Regions from separate parts of the Mus musculus genome. Here regions 2 and 3 are each linked to region 1. A link is a loop called in an ENCODE intact Hi-C map of the cell type or tissue named here. Cell type or tissue: left cerebral cortex. All regions are shown on one strand.

What was found. A loop is a pair of places that touch in the nucleus more often than their neighbours do. Peaks named below come from ENCODE experiments on the same cell type or tissue, not always from the same donor. Only the 100,000 strongest peaks of a DNase experiment are listed, where the experiment ranks them.
Region 2: it touches region 1 in a loop (3-fold over the local background); 2 of 42 quality-filtered maps call a loop at or near these places.
Region 3: it touches region 1 in a loop (13-fold over the local background); 2 of 42 quality-filtered maps call a loop at or near these places.

The regions. Positions count from the first base shown.
Region 1 is chr10:27,480,032-27,488,031 of GRCm38, reverse strand. All of the region lies in intron 1 of Lama2 (laminin, alpha 2), which reads left to right. Among named protein-coding and RNA genes, the nearest start is that of 4930579H20Rik, 94 kb to the right of the region's middle. In left cerebral cortex, no CTCF peak of the experiment used is centred here; DNase peaks (open chromatin) are centred at 1,281 and 3,800; H3K27ac peaks cover 886 bases.
Region 2 is chr10:28,074,798-28,082,797 of GRCm38, reverse strand. It overlaps Ptprk (protein tyrosine phosphatase, receptor type, K), which reads right to left and starts at 7,978. Exons shown (of 32, transcript NM_008983.2): 1 at 7,621-7,978. The coding sequence starts at 7,717. In left cerebral cortex, CTCF peaks have their summits at 4,338 and 6,539; DNase peaks (open chromatin) are centred at 6,179, 7,041, 7,447, 7,485 and 3 more places; H3K4me3 peaks cover 3,534 bases; H3K27ac peaks cover 2,209 bases.
Region 3 is chr10:27,319,736-27,327,735 of GRCm38, reverse strand. Lama2 (laminin, alpha 2) reads left to right here. Exons shown (of 65, transcript NM_008481.2): 12 at 2,982-3,155. Among named protein-coding and RNA genes, the nearest start is that of 4930579H20Rik, 66 kb to the left of the region's middle. In left cerebral cortex, no CTCF peak of the experiment used is centred here; DNase peaks (open chromatin) are centred at 4,497 and 4,924; H3K27ac peaks cover 1,978 bases.

The DNA of each region.
Region 1 (8,000 bases):
TGTGAACAAAAATCAATAGAGAGACGAATGTGAAGAGCCTGAATAAGATCATCGCACCTCAAATGTGTTTCCCAGTGTAGCTCAGAGGGTAAATTTTCCTTTCAGCAATAAGAACACTTAATATAACAAAAAAATTGCCCTCTCAACTTCCTACTTGATGAAGCTTTTTTTATAGACGATAGACTAACACTCAACAAACAGAGCAGAGCATCTAACTTGAATATATCATTGTACACAAAACTAATTTGTATTCAGAAATGATGGTTTCCAGTTTAGATATTTATTAACGAAGTCTGTATCTACATTCCAGTGTAGATTATCTTTATCCACCTCATTGTCATGGTTTCACATTATTATGTTGCTTTCCTAGTTATATTTTATATGTTACTCTGTGGCTATACATAAACCATAATATAGCCAACAGCTTGATGAATGTCTGGGTTCTAGAAAATTTCCCTTGCCTTATCCTTTCAATATTTCACTTGTATAGTTTCTTTTATTGTAAAGAAAAAACAAGCTAGAATATATGTTGTTACATCTGTGTTCTTCCCTGTCACCTTGTATCCATTTATGTAACTGGTAATCAGCACAGAAACCTGGATAATACTTCAATCATGCTATGTTTTATCCTTTCATTAATGGACCCACAATGTCACTGCTTGTACCTTGTAAATGTCTCTTGATTTGATTCTCCTTCTCTATATGCCCAATGCCAATGCCATCCACCCATGTTTGAATCACACCCAAGATATTAATTTACTACACATGCTGATAGTCTGCTTTTGGTGTGGTAAACCCTGCTTAGACAGTTGATCAGATCTCTCTCAAATTTACACCTTGTATCAGGATGCACCACATCTGATTTTACTTAAGATGTATGAGTCAGATTCCATTAGCTTTATGAGAAATCAGGTAATATCATTACCTGATTTTTATCATTAATATGTTTGTAATTTCCATTCATTCCATGCAATAGTATTTGTTGGGTGTGTCTGAAAATATTATGTAAAAGTGATCACATCGATGAAAAATACATACTCACTGACTCTATACTAAATGATAATAACCATGAAAATGTGGAGTGAGGCTGACCTGCTGGTCATATTGAAAGACATTTTTAAAAGCTGCATAAACAAGAGCATGGTAGTTCTTTCTTACATTTGTTACAGTTGTGCAAGATAATTCATAATTTCAAAAATGTCTGAAGAAATTAAAAAATGTGTGCATTCAAGTGTACATGTGTGGGCTTTTGCACATTTCCCCACTACACTCAGAAGCTTGAGGAGAACATCAAATCCCCTGGAGCTGGAGTTACTATATATGGGTGGGAGTCTCAGACATGTTTGCTAGGTATTGAACAGGGTTCTCTATAAGAGTATTACAAGCTCTACACAACTGAACTATCTCTCTAGTACCCAGAATGTTTACATAGACCCTATGTTCACCCTCATTATTGAGCTTATTTAAGCTCCATGGTACATACATATAAGATAATTGTACCAAACCATGTGGGAAAATGTAGGAAGTATGACAAAATTACTTTCTACTTTCTAGTGGAAATGTACATCAAATAAAAATATTTAGCCCATTTAGCATGTACCCAAAGATATGTCTAAATAAACTTACATGGTTTATAATGTAAATGTATCTTTCCATTTTTTGATTAAGCAACAGTGTAGTAAAGTCAGAATAAAAACCCAAGGTCTTAAGAATTTCATTTTAAAATTAGTCTATTCCTAAATAGTTTCAGTGTCCATAACATTTATAAATGAATTTTGCAAGAGTGAATGTTCTCTGTTAAACATTATAGGTGTCTGTATTGAGAACTTAACCGAGTGTCTATGTACTGGCTGGTTTTGTATCAACTGGACACAGGCTGGAGTTATCACAGAGAAAGGAGCTTCAGTTGAGAAAATGCCTCCATGACATCCAGCTGCAAGGCATTTTCTCAATTAGTGATCAAGGAGGGAGGGCCCCTTGTGGGAGGTTCAATCCCTGGTCTGGGAGTCTTGGGTTCTATAAGAAAGCAATTCGAGCAAGCCAGAGGAAGCAGGCCAGTAAATAACATCCCTCCATGGCCTCTGCATCAGCTCGTGCTGCCTAACCTGCTTGGGTTCCAGTCCTGACTTCCTTTGGTGATGAACAGTTTCCACTGAATAAACCCTTTCATTCCCAACTTGTTTCTTGGTCATGATGTTTGTGCAGGAATAGAAACCCTGACTAAGAAATTTAGTTCCAATCATTGAGGAAAGAGATCATTGAGATATAGAAAATTATATGAAATATGTTCTATTTTTATATAAAGGAGACTTTTCACTTTCAATTACAAAAATGCAATTTTTTTTCTTAGTTTCCCCTTCCCGTACTCTAAGCTTGCATGAATTTCTAAAAAAGAAGTGGTGTACATTTTAATAGAAGGGATGGTATTTGGGGACATGCTATTCTTTAAACAAACTCACAAGCTCAGATCACAAATTTTTCTGAAGGATATTTTAGAATCAGGGTTAGAGAATGATAACTTTATCCTCATGGATGAGGGGATTAGCTCTTACTTCAGTGTGGCTGCCATCACATTATTCACCAACGTCATTACAACTGGGTCCAGGAGGAATTCTACATAAACTGAAGGGTTCTCAGAGGAAAGAGACTAACCATATCAGAAGTCAAAAAAAAAAAAAAAAAAAAGACCTAAGAATATTTAAGTCATGGAAACCACTTTTGCTTTTTTCAGTAGTATGGGCAAATTCATACACTTTTAATAGGAAATTGCCCAGCCACTGAACAACAGAGATGAGAGCTCTGAGGTCACAATCTACCTATGGATGCTACTGCTCATTTAAGTAAATGCCATTTGCATTGAGGAGCAACAGGAACATTCACAGTGATTTCTTTTTGGTGGAACAAAGTATTTGCTCTTGCATCCCAACTTTCAGAATAGGTCTCCAATCTTTCTACACTTAAAATATAGAACACATCTAAGCACACACATATATGCAATGTTATATGATATATTCCTTTATTGAATCAAACTCAGTTATCAACTGCAATTTGTGTTCTCTGTATTCTAGTATACTTCCTCAATAATAAACATTTTTCTTTGAGGATTTTTCCTGTAATATCTGTTAGTAATTTCATATTTAATATAATCTAGCATAAAAGACTCTACCACATAAGATCATAATAGCAATTAACTTTTTGTTGTGTAGAATACAAAAATATGTTTTGACCCAACAGAAAAAAATGCCTATGGTAGTTATATTCACTATATAGCAACCCAATTTGTAGAATGTATATTTTTCTATTAAGTTATGTAACAATTTAATTAAAGCAAACAGATTGTTGAATTTCCAGCAATATGGCAGTAGAAATATTTTGCATAAGTGTACATAAAGTTGAACCTAAATGCAAAGAGGAATGTAGTAGCTACACTCTTAAGAAACAATAAGAATAAAGCTACTTGTGAACAGTTAGTGTTTTTGTGGTCCCATAGGGGAAAGGGTTTATTCTAAGTGAAGCACATTAACTCTTTCTGGTCTCCAACCATCTCCATTCATGTGAGTGACATGCCTCATTGTGGGAGTCATATTTCTGCAACCAGCTGTTTTTAATGTTGGAAAGTAAAATGCAGAAGCATGGAATGGTTCGGGGGACAATTTTTTTTCCTGTTAGAGATTCTAACAGATGCTGATATACTTTAATATCCATGGAAGACAGGGCAAATATAGAATTGCATCAAATTGATTTTGCAGAGCTTCCAAGCCAGATGGCCATTGGCATTTACATGGAAGAAGTCTATACTGTGCACTAAGTTGCATATTTTTGTGTGCAAGTTCTCAGCCATGGTGTGCAGTCATTGGTGTTTTGACAGCCATCTGCTCAGACCTAACTTTCTCTATTCATGTGTAACTAAAACTGAACATTTTTAAAACTGGAAAATTCCAGCTAGTTTTGATTTTTAGACAGTAAAAAAAAAAAATGTCAACTGTTGGGCATGAAAACTTAAAAGTAATGTCCCTGGTTGAAAGAGAAGATCTTAGTCCTGTTAAAAGAAAAAGAAAAAGAGTTGAAAAGAGAAAAAATAGAGGAATCTCTCCATGAATAAAAGGCCTTTAGTTTATTATCAACACATTCTATCTTTTCCATATACAAGGCTTTCTCAGCCAAATCATGAAGAACTTGGATAAATTAACAACCACGCAGTCTCATATATTTATAGCAAGCACTGTAAATATTTGTTGAAAGAATAAATGACTCACACATAATAATTTGCCTATATGTACATACTTTTAGCAAATTGACTGGCAGGTTTTTATATGTGGAGATGAGTCCACATACATTTTTTTTACAGGAACTTTTATATTATTATGTTGTAAGTGAATGGAGTTGTACTTATTAAGAACTTTTGTGTGTTTATAATACACCTACAGATATGCTAGGCATTCTGGAAATTCAAACTGGTAGAAACATGGCGTCTTATGCCAGAAGTCCATCTGCATTAAAAAATAAAAGATAAAAGGAGGATTTTAAAGTAAAATGTCATATCCTGTAAAGTCATTGCTGAAGGAGAAGGAGGAATGAAGATTTATTTTTAGCCCAAAGAAATGAATTTAAGCAGATTTTGAAGAAAACACTTCTAGAATTTATGAGGAATAATTCATGTGCAGGCATGAGCAGGAGCTAGAGAAGGTAGGAAGTTGGGTGGTGCATTCAGATGGAAGGTGGAACTCTTTTAACTACAAAATGGCACTTTAATTGAGAATTAAATAGGAAAAAATTAGAATACATTTTGATAGATATTGTAGATTATGGTGATAATATAAAATACCTTGATTACTTAGAGGAAATCATCATATTTCATCTCACGGTTAACTGAAAATTATTTATGGTTCTAGAGATCTGTGGTAATAAAGAAAGTGGACTTCTTTAATTTACATCAATGCATAGGAAACTAATTAGTTATGTTAATCTCTTTTAATATAAATGAAGACTACTAAAGTGTCATGGAGAATAATCAGAATTTAAAAGGACAATAAAAATAACATCTGCAGATTATAAAGAAGGAAATGCTGCTTCAGTTAGATTCCAAATCCTGTGAGCATATATCTACAATCACGCTTTGAATTATAAACCACTTGTAGCACTCTTTGCAGTGTTCATGTCTATGAATGATGCTAGCATTTGCCTCATCTTGTATTTGTGTTCTGGTTAATTTATTTGTCAAGTATTTGAGCATTTTATTGGATCTGGAATTATGTTGAGCAGATAAAATATTTGACAGTGTTTCAATTTGGTTTAGTGAGAGATAATCAATAAATATTATTTTCATTTACAATATTGAGGCTCCAAATCTACCTATTTCTTTCAGAAACATGATTTCCAAATCTGACAAAGTAGGCAACATTTATGTTACTAAAGAATAATGTTTTTCTGGGCATGTTGGTTGTTGTCAAGCAAATATCTAGCATTTTCAAAATGGTGTTTATATTCCTTGTTTCAACATGCTTGGGACAAGTTAATATTTACCTTCACTTTTTGTGAGTGAAGAAATCCATACACTGAAAACACATCATTTGATAAGATAACCTTGAGGTCTGAATGGATTTAGAGCCCAAACAAATGGGGTCTCTGGCTTAATCATATAGATATATTCTTGATTAAGTACATAGCATATTTTCAACTTGTAATTATTATTATTTTGATTAAATGAACCATATTTTGGAATATTTTACTGTAAACTGTGAATTCTAAGTTCCAAAGTTCCTCCTGGTGGCAATAATAATATTTTATAAAAATAAGGAAAAAATGCCCAGCCATTGGTTATAATACCGGAATCAAATCCCCAAATGTTTTCCCCTCTAGAGCAATTTCAGGATATAATACCAGCTTATGAGTTCAGATGACACAATATAGTTCTAAATTAGCCAGTGGTACAAGAGTAGACAGAACATTAATCAAGATTCAGGGAGAGAACAATAAACTCATGGATTATGTAGACATAAATCAGATGTTTCACACAGGAAACAAAAAAGCAATTTACTGGGAAAGCAAAAAAATCTTATGGCACTAAAACAGGTTGATGAAGAAATTTCTTGATGTGCTAGCATGAGGGAAAATATCTAGAGTGAATAGAGATTGCATTAGGCATCTGCAATGGAAGCTCTAATGACCATGCAACTACATACCAGAAAGTATAAATAAGAGTGTACCATGTATGGCTGAACATAAAACCTCAAAAATCATAGAATTTTATGCAGTCATATTGTCGGAGTCAGGGATGCAAACTGATTAGGAATATTTAATTAGAGGACAGTTGCATGAATGCTTCTGTATCAGATTTCAGATAAAATTTCCCATGTTGGGTATCTTTCTTGTAGGAAGAGACACTCCCAATTCTTACCTTCCTTGGACACATGAAAGAGATGTTTCCATTTATCCTAAGTAGGATAGCCAGAGGCAACAGAGGCCTCAAAATGACTGCCAAGCTGCTTGGGAATCAGTCAGCTTTAGTGTAAGAAGCCCTTTCTTTTTTTCATATTATAGAAAGTAATTCCCACTGTCCCTGCAACATTACTCTCTTTAGAAGAACTTGGGTCAAAGATCTACCCTACCACATTGGCTTTACATGGGTTTTGGGGAGCCAAGCACAATTACTCATTAGAGCTCAAGTAATTCACCCACTGGGCCACCTTCCAGCCCCTTGGTGTCCACGTCCCTTCAAAGACCTTAGGGTGACCAGTTGTAAATATCTTATGTGTAGGTATAAAGTTAGGTTTGCTTGCATATTAAAGGTTCCTCCGAGTCTCAGTTGGAATGTAGTGCTGTTTCCTAGGGAAGCTGCTGGCTGAGAGGTAGATAACTGGCTCCAGGTCTGTGTTCACTTTGTCTTCACCAAGCCTGTGTCCTGATCCCCTCCTAGGAATGTGAATACCAGATGGGGCTTGTTTCCCTGGAATTCTGTCTACTGTTATCATTGTTCACCTTCTGACTGACCTCAAGCTAGACTCCATTTCCTTAATTTTGAGACTCTTTAACTGTCAACTCCACTCAGATCCTTTTTTTGTTCTTAATATGGCAGTAGGCTTGATGACATTTATTCAGAAACTATGTTACATAATTGTGTTGCACTGCTCTGTAGCTCTGTGGAGACAAAAGACTTTGCTTGTGCCCATCACTTTGTGATGTTATGTCTCTCTCACTTGAATAACTGCTGGAGAAATTCAATGAGCATATGTCGGATACTTTCAGAAGAACCTTCATTGGCTAGAAAAGCGTGTCTCATATTTAGAAAGCCATCTTTCATTGTTGTTATTCCTTGATTTGCTTTTTACAATTGAGTTAACCGTGCTCACCCAGTATATGTAAGAGATTTATATGTTAGAGAGAAGAAGGGAGTGAAGGAGGGATAAAAGGAGAGGAGGAAGGAGGAGGGGAGAAATGGAGTGAGAGAGAGTGGGGGAACTTAATCCAGAGAAAAGTAAAAATACTTATGTAAATTTGAGGGTTCCATATGTATTATCTACAATGGCCCAAAGGTTCATGGTTCATGCACCTGACTGACAGATGCATAAATGATTTTTATTTTGTTTTTGGCTTTATTTTAGATCAGATACAATATAATGAATGTACTCCATGTAGAATTTTTTAAATAGTCTCAGGTGATTCACTCATTTTAAGGGATCTTTAATGAGTTTTTGTTGTTGTTGATTTCATGTGTGTGCTTAAAGACTAGTATCTGAGAATGAAAAGATTAAGACACCACAGCCCCAGCCTTCAAGGAACTGAAAGTCAACTGTTCACAGGAGGGTGTTAAAAGACAAAAATAAAATTCTGACAGAAAACTCATTATGTGTGAGAGTTTATGTATACTTGGTAAATGAAAAGCAAAAAGCATTATTAGCAAAACTGCGCTCAGTGACTGTAAAATGCTGAGTTTTAAGTAGTTACAAGAAGCAGCAGAATATTTGTGTTTTCCTGCATTTTTATGTGTGTGTTCAAACAGC
Region 2 (8,000 bases), 590 kb before region 1:
GGGGTTAACATTACTTCACACTTCTTGCCTTTCATCACTCAGTGCTATAACCATGTCATTATGCCAGTATTTTTCCAAATCACTAGTGAACAGCAAAAACAAATATAGCAGTTGTGATTTAATCAGAGACATCACTGTTGAAACAGCTAGCAAAAGTAGACACATTTAGAATAGTAAATGGAGAGGAAAAAAAAAAAAAAAAAAGAACACCACACAGACTCATTAATAAAAAGGCAATTAGGTCTTCTGGGGAAATTCATTTTCTAGAAGAATGCTAAACCAAGCTATAAAATGCAAGAAAATTGTGTTTTGACATGAATAGTGTACACTGTCTATTACATCATAATTTTTCTCTTGAGAAAACTGACAAGAATCTCGGTTCTTAAATATGAGCAGAAAAGACAGTAAAAAGAACCCCTGTGAAATTTAATATAGTCTACCTACTAACTCCCATTCATGAAATCTGACTGGCCTGCAAATGCAATCCTTATTACACAGATCATGGAAGAAAGAGAGAATAGTAAAGCTAGAGGTTACTGGTGCCAAAGTCAGAGGGAATACTATTTCCTGTACCAACATTAAATCAAGCAAAAATAGTTTACACATACCATTTCTGGTCCCTTAGGCAGTGTGTACCTATAAATATTCTTTTAAATAACGTCAACAAGTAAGACTATTTAGCTCTGTATTTGTTTTCTAATGAAAAAAAAGCTGTTTTCAAGCCTGAGAGTTCATTAAACGGAACAAAAGAAAATCTACATAATCACAATTGCTTTGATGTGTCAAGAATGCTAGATTATTATCAAGTAAATATAAATAATAATTATAAATTTTGGGCTAGACAGATGGCTTAGTAGTGTAGAACACTTGTTTCTCAGAGGACCTGGGTTCTATTCCTAGCGCCCACACAACAGCTCACAACTGCCCAAACCTCCAGTTCCAGGAGATCTGATGTTCTTGTCTAACTTCCACAGGCACCAAGCAAGCACAAGTCACACAGACATACATGCAAACAAAACACTCATATGGATAAAATAAAATAACAAATCTTTTTTTAATCTATAAGAAAGAATTATAAGCCCAGAGAAATTGAGTTTATGACATAATTTAACCCTTGTACAAAACTCTGGCAATTCTGTAATAAAGGGCACGTGACAGTCTTTTTTAGCTCACTTCTGTTTGTTCTAATGCAGTGTTTCCAAAAACTAAAATAGTCAAGCAAATCAGCTGATGGAAATTTAATTTCAGTTCAGTGTGTATAGGACTGGGTCTGACCACAGATCACCACATGGCCCTAAGCCTTGCTAAAGCTGCTGTCCCACAAACCAACCAAATGTTAGGATACCTTTCAGTAGAGGAACACAATGACCAAAAAGCAATCAGCCGTGACATTTTGGCCCTGATTAGGCTTCTTCCCTTCTTCTTGGCCTTGGCTGCCAAACCACACCAAAAAGGTATGAATGACCTGACTCCCACTTCAGCAGCTGCTAGAACAGCCCCCTGCCCAAATAAAACTAAAATAGTTTCTACTGCCATGCCAGGAGCTGCCTTGGACAAGGTTTGGAGCATCCGCCTAGACAGTAGGTTCAGGAGCAGGATGCACTGGGATAGCTGAATATGCAGAGGCCAATCTAGGAAGTTTATTGCGTAGCTATTAGTAAGTGTAATATACAAATGAAACAAATATTTCACCTCCTACCAAAATCGGTTTCTCAGTCTATAAAATAGGAAAAAATAAAATACTGAAACATGTCCAGTAATCTTTCCAGGAATATACGTGGGCGCTGTCTGTGCCATCTTTCTGATTCCTAAGCTTCTCCCTAGCATGAGTCTTTAGCAATTAAGTCCACACTATAATTAAGATATACAGACTTAAAGCTTTCAGCTCTCCCAACTAAATAACTGCAAACTATAATTCAACCAGAAGACTTTCCCTTGGCTTTGTTCCTGGACCCCTACTCAGTGATGCCTGTAGAGGATTCAGCCAGCATCACCCAGCTCACCACTTTCTTATACACTGAGTTCTGCGGTCCCTTAAGTGGAAACATGAATTATTTCACTTAAGACTACTTACTTTGCATCTAAAACAATTGTAAATGACAAAAAAAAAGAAGAAGAAGAAGAAGCCACTAATAATTTTCATGGATTATCAAGACAGCAGAATGCAAAAAAAAAGCTTTCTTTCTTGCAGTGTTAAGTGCGGAAATGGCAATGTTCCACAGCAAGATCGATACAGTCCCTGCATACTCTGCCTCAGTGTTTTCCCAGAACCTCAACAGCCTGCCTGAAGCCTATCACAAAAGGTGAGGTTTAGACTAGGGAAACTGAGTTTTCAGTAACCCAACTTACCAAAGCATTAACCACAACCGAAAGGTCCCCATAAGAATAGAAGACTACAGACAGGCACACTTCTCACAACAGACTCTGTAGCACGTGTCTTATGAGTAGCTGTGATACTTCACGGGTATTTCCCTGTCATGTTTGTACCAAGTGGAGTCCGAAGTTGGCAAAGTTTCTACCTTAGCCTTCATACCATAAACACCCAAATGTAGCAACTTCCAAAAAGATTTCCAAAGTCCAGTTGTACAGAAATTATTCTACTTATCTCAAAGTATCAGTCAACCTGGTATTCAAATTTTCTACCTCCTCTTACCAAAAAGACTATGAAGTCTTTCATGCATCAGAAACAGATACATGCAAGAAACAGTCTGTGCCATTAAAAAAAAAAATTATTCAATGGCTATGCAGGCTCATTTGGGCTTCAGTTGAAATTAAAAAGTAGTCTGATTGATGCATTATTCAATAGCTTGTAATCAAAAACCATTTTAAGATATATGGTGACTTGATATGCTTTGTATAATTCTTCAGTAACTATGACAAACGGCATAGATTATGATGAAAAACCAAATCATGTTCAAAAGCAATTACAACCTTTTTAGGCAGAGAAACACCATTTGATAAAGGGACACAGACCAGACACACATGATCAGCAGGGAAAGTCTGAGGGGGATGCACACAGGGAGATGTTTACATTCGCAGAATAGGAAATGAATCTGTTTGGACAAAGGCTGATTCTAGTAAACAACTCAGAAAATAGGAATCTTTTCCCTCTTCTGAAAATTGAGTAAATGATCTCATATAAGTATGCACACACATACACACACATAAAAATACAAACACACACACATAAACATACACACATACACACACATAAACACACATACACACACATAAACACACAAGCACACAAACACACACACACATACACACACATAAAGATACAAACACACACACACATAAACATACACACATACACACACATAAACACACATACACACATAGGAACACATAAACACACATACACACATATACAGAGAGGCACACTGCATTTTTAACTGTAAACAGTTTTGCTATTTCCTGCTTTCAACCTTCAGCAATTCCCTGTCCTCCCCTCAATGAAGAACAAGTCTAGGAAATGGAAACAGTGCCGACTCACACTCAGCATGACCTACTCTGTCAAAACACACAGAAACACACTCGGGCAGAAACAGTAAAAGGCAGTTGACAAACATTAGTGGGAGCCAACACACTTTCTCTACATGGAACTATAGCATGTAAACCCTATTTGAGGATCCAAGAAATACATACTAATACATCAATGTTGAACAAAGGGGTTGTCTTAGATTTGGGTAGCGGACTGGTCATACGTCTAGTATTTAAGAACATATATAAAGCAGCTCCTAGAGATATTTGATGAAAACCAAAAGCTTCTGATTTTTGAATATGCATGTGGGGCTTAGTTGTTACCAGCAAGGCGTGGGAGGGGTGTGGAAGAGGGACAGAGGAGCAGAGGGATTGATTTATTGATTTATTTTTGAGATTCACATTCATGAACACAAAGAGAAGAGCTGTCAGCAACACACATGCCAATGACCAAACAGCAGCGAAACCTGCCTCTTCCCGTCTGGGCGGTCCAGACACAAAATGACATCTCACGAGCAAGGAAATTCAGATATAAGGGAACCAGTGAGAGAGAAAAACAGACCTGGAGTACAGTTTGCAATTGTAATGTAGTTAGACACTGAAGGGTACCAGTCAATCAAAACTAGAAAAAGAAATGGCAAGCCTTAACACAGACTGGCTCCGAGTCTCCTCCCAGTAGACAATAATAATAAGAGAAAATTAAGTTTGAACTAGAGACAAGAAGACAAACACAAGGCAAGTGGTTCTGTTCAGATGAGTTGTAAGTTCCTAAGGGATGAGAAGGGTGATATGCCAGGACCTCTTCCAAAGCAGCTTTCTCAGGCTTACTTCATACAGACACAATAGTCCCTCTCTAGGTCATTGATAAGACTGCATCCAAAGGCACATGTAATTCTCTGCACTGAGAAAATGCTGAACCAGGAAATTTCTTTAAAATAACAAGATTCACAAGTATTTTTCCTGTAGTTAGGATACTAGAGGTATTAACAGTGACTCTTACATAAGTATAATTTTTGAAAGATGTGCATAGCTAAGCTAAAAATTGATCAAAGATGATTTCTATCATAAACTCATGGTCAGAATCAATTGTGGTGAAAATGGATGACTAGTGGAAGAACTCTCTCTCTCTCTCTCTCTCTCTCTCTCTCTCTCTCACACACACACACACACACACACACTCCTTGCTGAACAGCCTATACTTGCTGAGAAGAGAGTTCTAAGAGTTTAAAAGCCATAAAAGCTGAAACTCTGGCACTGGGCTACCATAATTTATGATGATTACACCCCAGGTTGCTGCACCATGCTCTACAGTTGACAGTGCACATAAATGACTTCACTTGATCTTCATAAAAACTATGTGGAAAGGTCAGGACAGGTATTATTATCCCCATTTTATAGATGAGAAAGCTGAGTTTCCAAGTGAGACTGGTTTTGTCGGGTTTGGGTTCTACAATAAGCTTGCTTCCACAGTGATACCAACATTAACAGCTACACAGCCTAGTAAATAGACTGGAGTAGCAGACTGGTTTCCCACACTTCAGTTTTCCTGGATAGAATACAGATAAAAGTGTCATTTTCAGAGACTCAAGTAAAAGGTAAAATGTATAGATAAAGTCGTGGCCTTAAAGATGTTTACTGTGGAGCACTTTTACACTTGAACTGCAGACAGAAAGGAGAAGGTTGCACTCTGAAAGTGTTAAATGTGTGACTGAGACACACACAGAGATCCAATGTATATATGACATACACACATTCCCAACTACACTATCCTCCCAAATGTGTAGTTATGTTTCCTACATTAACAGCCACAGAGTACTCCTGGAAAGTGGTGAACCACCCTTGGTGATCATGTTATAAAATGCATATATAGTAGGATGAAGTACTTTAGAATTTAGAAAATATGTCTCTTCAGCTCTTTAAAGCATGTTCATTTAAATGCCTCCAAAAGTTCCTCATTTAAAATAGAATAGTGGGAAGGGGGGAAGCAAGGAACAAAACAAAGCACTTCCAATTTCTTGTCCCTAGTCAATGCTTTTTTTTTTTTTTAACAAATATGCCATAGAGTTTAATGGCATTACAATACCAAATGATTTATGACAGCCAGAAGAAAAGAGATGTCTACAAAAACCAACTTTCAATCTCTGGAGAAAAACAGATAGGTGCGCAATCTGACTTTAAACTCAAGAGATAAAAGGCCTTCATTTGTGGGCAAACATAAGGATGAGAGCCAGATCTGTGGAGCCTGCATTCATTATAAACTCCCAGAAACAAATCTGCACAGTGTGATGAGGCACTCTCGGTACACAGTGATTAAATGATAAATAACATTTTTAAAGAGAAAAAATTCTCACATGTTGAAAATCTATCCATCAGCTGCTAAGACATCACTAGTCTCCAGTTCTAAATACATGTGTTTAATCATGTAACTGGTAAAGTTCAATTAACAAATAACATGCCTCCTCAAGCAAGGCTCTCCGTGAAGCGACAAGCACCGTGTAGAAATCAATACTCCCTCCAACTTGCTGCATATAATGAGTTACATCAAGCATGGTTCCAATACTAACAGCATTGTATGGCAGAGACACTCGGTAACGCGGAAACCAGAAAATTAAATTAAGTCGTCGGAATTCATTGCATAGAGCTGGTGCCTTCTGCACACCACCCCACACACGGTCTTTCCTTTGCCTGCTACCATTTCATAGTCTCTGCCTACGAGGAGGATACACTCAAGCTCCAGACTCCGAGGTCTAACTCCTAAAGGGGAGGGGGAAAGAAAAGCTAAGGGACGATTTGCTCCGGAAAACATCATGGTGAGTGTATTTCCAGGAAATCGAGCAGTCTCAACAATGAAACTATCAAGTACAAAGTAAGTTCTGTCTTCCCATCCTGCTGGTTCAGCCAGGAGCGCGGCTGTCGCGTTTCCCGTCACCCTCTGGCCACTCTGTGTTTCCACAAACACTGGGAACCAAGGCAGCAGCGGATGCGCCCTCCAACCTTGCTGGGCTGGGTGGGTTAACCAGAAAAGTTGTAAAGCCTTGTGGGAGGCAGAGGCTTAAACCTGGGAGCCCGCTCCCCAGCGTCCACCTGGTGAAACTTCAGAGCCGGCAGATACATAGAAGCCAGCGACCTACAGGCAGGATATCAAAACTGGACGGGAACAGAGACCACCAGTCTGAAAGACCCGGAATCCTGGGACTTATCTGAGCGGTTTTACTTAGAACTCAAAGGGATAGCCTGGAATATCGCATCACGTCTCACTCCTGGGTTGTCCAGGAGAACAGCGAACGTTCCCAGCCCAGGTCACCCAGGCGGACTCAGGGTGGTGTGGAGCCAGATTTGAGCTTTGTGGTGGCTTCGCCCCATAAATAGGGTAAGCCTTCCGGGAATGGGAGCCCAGAACTCGCTGCCCAGGACAGCTCTGAATCTACCCTTAGAGCTACATTTACAAACGTCGTACGGACTCTGCCAATGTATACATACAACGTGCTCCACGCTGTGTGCTCTGTAATCTATCCAGGAGCAACTCTGAACCCTCAGCAGAGGAGGAAGGAGCCTCCAGGAGGCACCGGGAAGTAGCTGGACAATAGTCAGAGGCGGTTATACCCGGGACAAAAAGCACCTGGCAGAACACACCGAGATCGGTCCCTATGTGTCTCCACAATTCTCACAAAGACTTCCCGGGGAAATTTTGAACAGTCTGGCGACAGAGAGCCACTAGCCAGCTCAGCGAGCCATAAAATCGTGGTCCCGGGAGCCCTAAGTACTTTTTCTTCCTCACTTCCCTAACTAATGCTGTGGACTGCTCCCGACTCCCAGGCAAAAAGAACACCCAGGAAAAGCAAGGTCGCCACACACTCCATCCAGCACACCCTGGGCTGTCTGCGCGCCGGACTAGCCTCAGAAACAATGGGTCGAGAACGTAAAAGTTACCTGCGCACGGGGGCGCACAGCTCTTGGCCCTGCGTCCCGCCTGACACAAACTCCCAGGACAGACCTAGCTCCAACCTGCACCACCACCACCCCCGCCACCTTAAGCGGACGCCCCCTGGATCCCCGAACCCAGCACCAGCAATCAGTCAGTCCTTCCTGCCTGAGTCCAAGACTGTGGACAGACACAGACCACCCCCAACCTCTCACCTGCTGAGAACTGGCCAAGGGCCGACCCCAGGAGAGGCCACGGGTACAGAAGCCAGAGAGCTACAAAAGCAGGCAACGCAGCGGCCGCCACATCCATGGCGAGTTTGGGAGAAGTTTCAAGCAGCTTTGCAAAGAGCCTCCGGGGGAATCGCGGTGAAATCCGCCAGCCAGCAGCCCGCCCGGCCTCGTCGGGGGGCTCGCGGAGACGCCGCGGCCACCCGCCAGCACTTTCGTCCTTGCGCAACGTCGGCCAACTACCTCGCGGGCGAAAGCGTCTCCAGCGTCGCCCGCCAGCCGCGGCCGCCGCTCTCCATGCTAGGCAGAGGCTGCTCAGGGTAGTCCAGAGTTAGTTTGCTCTGGGAGGGACGGGGGCGGAGCCT
Region 3 (8,000 bases), 160 kb after region 1:
TAACTCTGACTCCAGGGAGATCTTACACCCTCTTTTGGCTTCTGTGGGCTCCCATACTTATATGCACTTACCTTACCCACATGTGTGTGTGTGTGTGTGCCTGCAAGTGTACACACACAGAGAACTAAAATAATCTTTATTAAAATACTGTTTGAAATGTATAGACTGATTCCTCTCTGAAGTTGATATAGCTGTGGTCAAGTCCCAAAAATGAAATATACTAAAAATTGTGGTGCTTTCCTCCTAAGCACAAGAGGTATGAGAAGAAATGTAAGAGCACCATAGTAAATATTGCAATTCCATTCACCAACACAATCCATGTGTCACTTAAGAAAAACCTGACTTATTAGTTCTTCAGCAATAACTTAGAGTATCTTTCTCCAAATAAACATGTTTTATATCTTTACCCACATTGCCCACTGTGCTTCCCACTGCCTGTCTGTGGAGAGCCATTTCTTTCCCAGTAGAAAACATAAATAGTAAACGAGATCTGGGAATTGCCACATTTACATTGGCTGGGCTTTGAGTGCGGAGCATAGAGGATTCAGGCTGGAAAGAGACCTTCAGGGTGGGTGAGGAAGGAAACTTCAAGAAAAAGGCCTCTGAGACACTTGGTGTTCCACCTGGATAGTTATTAATAGATTGTGAACTGCAGAGTAGCATACAGTCATGTTCTACAGACTGCTACTCTGAAACACTACCTCCTAAACACTTCTTTCTCCCAGGTTTGATCTGTCAACGAATCCAGAACACAATCATCTAATATTGGTCTGTTTATATTTCTTGTAAGTCAAATATGAAATAAGTAGTTTCTGAATGCACTTGTATAGCTAAGTGTGAATATCTTTATACTTATCCAATGTATTGATTTCAAGGCAAACCTCAAGGAAATAATAACAAATGGACTCAAATTCTAATTTTACAGAATCATGCATAACATCTCTGATAATGCCACCAATAGATTTAAGTTTCATGGCTTCTCATGGACAGGGATTAGGTAGAAAGTCTTGATCTTCAGAACCTACATATACACTCCTACCCAGATGTCTCAGAACACCTAAAGACAGCTAAAGTCTAAAAGGGAACCAAAGGTCAGAATTTACTATTGGCTACCAAGCCAATGGCCTTTGACCTGGTTTGACATTTTCTTTTGACCAAGGCAGTCTTCACTATCCCAAAGCTTTTAAAATGATCAAAAACTAAATAGTCTCTACATAAAAGGAAAATTAAAATTATATTTATTATATACATTGTTAGTCTTATTACAGTGATTGCTATTGCTTGTAACATAAATTATCTCTTAGGCAGTAAAATTCTGAAAATGGCTGCCTCTGTGGTGAATAACCATGGTTATCAGCTTGTAGTCTGAGGAGAGTGTTCCTCTCAATCTATGCAAAGACATCTGGGTCAGAAGGACTCTCATTTAATCAATGGTTTATTCTATTCATGGAAGAAAATTTTGCATAGACTATTGGGAGACGGTAGGAATACTGGATGTTGGGCCTGCTCAGAGGGAGTAAGGCATGGTGGGGCAAGTTTGGGGAGCAGACATGATGCCATGGATTCTTCATCTTTATGCCCTGCCCACTGGCTGCCGTGAGTTAAATGGTTCTTCTCTACTACTATCTGCCCACTGTGGTAGACAAATCTGGAAGATGGGAAAAAAATAAATTCTTTCCCTCTGAAATTGTTGATGTTGGGTATTTGATCACAGAGATGATAAAACTAATACAAGTCTGGTATCTCCTAGCCTTCCAGTTCAGCCAACAGTTTTGTCTATACAAGATGGTTTCAGTTGGAAGTGGGAGTGTATACTTGACCTTGACTGAGCTATAATAATGTAAGGCAAATCATTACTCATCTTTTATTCCTCCTTTAAAATGATTCCTTTCTGGGCCAAGCTATGAGTCCCCAGAGTCCTTCTGATCTTATGGTTAAGAATATATGCAGTTTGGGGAGACGTTGTCATAGCAACATCACTGTGGATTCAAATGACCTGGAGCCTCAAAACAGAAAATTCATAAAATAGGAAGACAGGAAATATTGAATGAAAGGAACCTTTTAGGTCCTGCATGTATGATTTCCTTTGTCTTCTGCCTTATAAATGCATATACAACACTTGTGAAATATCAGGTTTAGTAAGACAGTAAGAAATACTACTGAAGTGAAAAATGTGAAATTCTAAGTCAAATTATTTGATATATTATATAACATTATAACACCTGATATAAATTAGAATGGATTTCTATTTTTGGTTCAGTTAGCAAAGGGGCTCGAGTTTAAACTGCTAATGCTCACATAAATTGCTAGTGCAATGGGACATCAATAATCCCAGCGGCAGGAGTCAGAGAGGGGAGGGTCCCCGGACTTGAAGGCAGTCTCATTACATCAGCACCAGGGTAAGCAAGAGACCATGTCCAAACACTAAAAGGTACAGCGCAATGAGGAACACACACACACACACACACACTCACACTTGCACTCACGCACACACACACTCACACTTGCACTCACGCACACACAAATAGTACTTGGAATCACAGTTTAAGGAAACAGTAAACTGATCATGATATAGTTCTATCAGATTCTCAAAAACTTCAATTCAAAAATAAACAATGGATTCTATGTGAGTGTATATGGTAATATTGATGATATATATAATATATATGTATATATAGGCATAATATATATGTATATATGCAAAATATATATGTATATGTATATATATAATATATGTATATGTATATATATATATACATAATATATATGTATATGTACGTGTATATGCATGTGTGTGTGTGTATATATATATATATATATATATATATATATATATATCCTATGTTTACAGTGTCTGTAGCTTTTCCCTACTTTTAGTCAAAAACCCCAGTCAATATGCCAGAGGGACAAAAAGCTGCTGCTGTTTCTTGTTTGTGTGTTTATTTGTGTTTTTTAACTGATGAATTTATATTTTCTTTAAGATTCAAGACATGCGTGGTTGGTATCTCACAGACCTCTCTGGCCGCATTCGGATGGCTCCCCAGCTTGATAACCCTGACTCACCTCAGCAGATCAGCATCAGTAACTCTGAGGCCCGGAAATCCCTGCTTGATGGTTACTACTGGAGTGCACCGCCTCCATATCTGGGAAACAGAGTAAGTCCATTTTTGACATTCTTCTTGCAACTGTATTTTAACCCACCTATCTAGAAAGTGAGTTGATTTAATAAATTTAAATGAAATCATACACACACTCTATTACATTTATAGGAGCAACTAAATGAGATAAAGTTGGGCATTCTCTATGTGGCATGCCTGATGTAATAGGAGATATCAAAGGCCTGTGGTACCCTTAGATTTTCATTTAAGTTCCAGGTAAAATTTTGAAAAACATATTTTAGATATTGGAGGAAGGTATGATATGTTTATTTAAGTATAACTACTTTTTACAGTAGTCTGGGGTGTTTTTTTTCTTTTTCTTTTTTTTTTTTTAACAAAGTTTTCTTTGTCTGTCTCAATTTTATCTTAAAACTGATAGGCAAAGTAGTTGCCTTTACCCTGCTATCTAATATTCATGTTAACTGGAAAAACTGATTTATTATGTATCTATTTTAATACTTGCTATGAGGCACATGAAAACTACGTGTCTTATAGAAGTTGGAGATAGAAGTATCTATCTATAAGAAGATAGAACTTGCCATATTAAAAGCACACGTTGTCTTCAAGCAGACACAAATAAAATACACACAGAGATAAACAAGGAGACTGGCCTTGAAAATTCACAGTGTGTGTGTGTGTGTGTGTGTGTGTGTGTGTGTAAAGCTTTTTCTATTGTACATTAATTCTCTCTAGATGTATTTCTTGATGTTTAGAATTCTGTTTTCTTTTGCCAAACCATTTGTTAAAAACTAAATTTAAGAATTTTGTGAATATTTTTCTTGTAATGAAAATTAATATCTTGTCATGGATTAAGTTACCTCATTAATTACACCAGAAGATTGTGATGGGGTAACATTATCAGCTGTCATTTCTAATCACATATTGTCAATACCAAAAAAAAACCCCTTCATTGGTTAAGTAAACAAAAGTATATTTACAATTATTGACTGTATTGCATAATATGTGAGCAATAGTAATAGAAATAATAGTAACTCATATACTGCTCAGTGAATGGGAATTGGTAATTTAGTTGATTGAAACATTTCTACTCATAGCCAGGTTCTTATTTTTAACAGGCTTCTAAATACTACTATGAAAAATGTGTAAATGAATAAAGTAGGTTTTCAATGAGTATGTATTTTAAAAAAGACAGCATATGTTGCATAAAATTCAATAGCTGTGATAAAATATAATTAAACTTTTATTTGCTAGGCCTTTTATGACTTGAAGTCATTTTATCCTATTTAGAAATCTCCTATATTCCTGACAAGAACAAAACAGCATGCAGCTTGGATTTCTTCTGCTTAACATTGCCAAAAAGTAAAAATAAAAATAAACTTCTTTTTACTCCCAAAAGGAGCTTCAGGAAGAAATTTGGGTCAAAATCTGAGGAGTTTCAGATCTATCCTTCCTTCTTTCCTTCTTTCCTTCCTTCCTTCCTTCCTTCCTTCCTTCCTTCCTCTCTTCCTCCCCCCACCCATTTTATATTAAAATTTATTTAATTAAAGGCAGCTATGAATAGAAATTACCGTTATCATATTTTCCATTATTTCTTTTTTGGTCATATGCCTTTTCTTTCTGTTGGCTGAAAATCAAACCAACAGAAGAAAAGCAAGCAAATGGGATATTAAATAACAGCAGAGCAAAGGATTTGGACATCCTGTTCATAGTGGTTGGATCCCAAAGATAACTTCGCTCCTCTGGCTGACCTGTTTTTTCTAACCACCCACAATGAAACTCTTCATATTCCACAGCAGATCTTTCTTACTCCACAAAGCCCTGCCTACTTCTGTCCCAATTTCCATTCAGTGAGCAAAACGATGGTAACGGAGTGTGCAAATTGTTTGACTATGGAAGGCATTTTCTAGTGTACCGTGAAAGCCCTCAGTGGATTGCTGTCAGCTTCCTCAGTATGAATGAAACAATTTGCCTTAATAACTGAACCATATAAATTTTTGATACTACAATAATACTGCCAGCTCTCAGAAATTACCACAGTACATCTTAACTGTCATGTCACATCATGTAAATTATAGTCATGATGACACACTTAGCTTGCTTGATTTAATATCTTGCTAAGGAAATGGAAAATTGTAGGTCCTTGTTTGTAAATTCAATAAAGCCACTTTTCTAAATAGTTGAGGCTAAATTTTTTTCTTCCAGTAACTGCCATTTGAATAAGAGCCACTGCCAGAATCTGATAAGAATAGTGCATCATGATTTTCTTTTACATCTGCTTAATCACTGAGTTTTATTGATAGGCATGGTTTGTAGGCTTTGAGTATACTCCCCTCTACTGTTTTTAGGGTTAATTCATAAGGTAAAAATTTACTTATGAGATGTAATCACATTTTTCTTAAATGTAGATGGAACAGATTCAGGAATGTTTTCTTATCTGTGTAGTTACACAGCTGCTTGCAATAGAAAAGAGAGACACTGGGAAACTGCTCCCATAATAATGGCAGCTCTTCCCTCACCTCTTAGGATCGTAACAACATATAATACAAGAGCCCCTTCCTGGGACACACTGTGATAGGACACAGGTCATCCTGCTTGTCATTAAATTCCAGAGCACAAGATAATTTAATGAAGAATACATTTTATCCTGTGAAACAATACTACTCTGTGGAAAGTAAGCCATATATAAGGGGCTATAGGACTATGTAAGGATAGTGGATGAAGCTCAGAAGAGTACAACCCATTGATGTGTCCACCAATAAAATGTGACCATCTCAACTATGAATTAATTCCTCAATAGTAATTATAACATGATTTTTTTTCTCCTTGATGAGCAGATAGCAGGCACTACTTGTGGGTTTTGTCTGTTTTATTTTGTTTTGTTTTAGTGTAATTTCCCCATCTATTTCTCCAGTGTTAAGTCATCTACCCATGGATTGCAGTGGATACTGTTTTTATTTTCATGTCTTGGGCAAATATCCCTGCTTGGTTTTAGGATATTTGTGGAAGAGTAGATGGAAACAGGTGGGGGAGGAAGGAGTCAGAGATCAGAGAACCCTTATAGCAGCTGCTGTTCAGAAACAGTTTGGGAATTTCAAAGTTAGCCTAATTTACTGCTTTGGTAAACTCAACATGGCTGGACCTTTGATGACATCACTTGCTTAGGGTTTCCCCTAGAAGAATGAAATAGTTTTACCAAAAGTGGTTCTCTTAGTCCATGAAATTCTCTGAGAACCGGCTTCAGTAACATTCCTAGTTTTATTCGTACTCTGCTGTTAAGGTTTGAAGTTATGTCTCTGAACATTATTGAATTAAACTTATGTGATTTTTTTTTACAAAAATAATTCTTATTTTCCTATACCATCTATTTCTGTGGCTAGCGTAGAGAAACATTATTTTGATTAGGCTGTTGACCACCAAGTGAGAGTTTATAAGGGAGTTGAAAGTCATTTTTAGGGTTATATATTTAAAAAAGATAAAATGGCAACATTCATAATTCTACATTTCTCAATCAGCAATGATTTAGAAATAAAGTGAGACCCAGGAACTGTTTTCTGCCCGGAAGAACATTTAGAAACTCTTATGGATAAGTGAGAGAATTAATGTTCAAACATAAAAAAAATAAAAAAAAATTCATTGACTATTTTTACTATGTAATCTGCTATGCAAAAGTACCTACCACAAAGATCAGTTCAATGTCACAAGGAATAGTCTCACAGTAAAGATATGTCATTCCTGTAATAGTACTTTGATATTTACCTTAATTCTCCTAGGAAATTAGTATAAAAAGAACATTTTTATGCTAATAATAACTAATAATTAATGTTTATGTGCATTTTATTTTATTTAGTTTATAATTAAGTGAAACTGAAACGGGCACAAAAATCTTTTTTTTTTTTAATTAAATGAGTAAGTTAAGTTAGATAAGGGAATCTTCCTACATATTTACCACCCTTCACAGTTAGGCATTGTTTAGACATTTACTTACTTACTTACTTACTTACTTACTATTTACTTCCTTGAGTCATTGGCTTTCAATCAAAGTACCGAAGCAACCTATCCAACAGAAAGCAAATGAGTAGAAATAATAAAGGGATTGTGAAGCCTTAAACCTGTACTCTACGTTCTTGGGAGACTGAGGCAGGAGGTTTGAGTTTAATTCAGTATGGGCTATAGGATTCTATCACAAGCAAAGATAAAACAAAGGTATTAACATATTTGAATATAAAGAAAAGCAGTGGAATGCAAATGGCAACAGATGAAATACAGACCAAAACTTGATATTAGAAGGAATAGATCAAGGGACATAGGAACCCCACTCAGGCCAAGGCAAGGGTTCCTTCTGGCTTGTAACTGTGCCATGAGCAAACCCAGCACTCTGGCACCCCATGCAGCCCTGCAAAACCCAAAGAAGGATTGACTCCCAGGAGCTCTGACACAACAGGTTATCAGGAGCTTGGTCACATTAGGATTTCAGGATCCAAGAGGCATCTTAAATCCCAGACAATCTGACACACTCAGGATCTCAGGATCATAGGAAACCAGAATCACAGGATCACAGAAACAGCTGGACTCTGAGGAGTTCTCACATAATCAGGATCACAGGAAGGACAGGCTTCAGTCAGAGATAGCAAGGGCAGGTAGCACTAGAGATAACCAGATGGAGAGAGGCAAGGGCAAGAACATAAGCAACAGAAACCAAGGCTACTTGTCATCATCAGAACCCAGTTCTCCCACTACTATGACACCTCAAAATACCAGAAAAGCAAGATTCTGGTCAAAAATCACATGCCATGATGATGAAAAGAAAACTTTAAGAAGGACATAAATAACTTCCTTAAAGAAACACAGGAGAACATAGGTAAAGCAAACAGCTGAATGAAT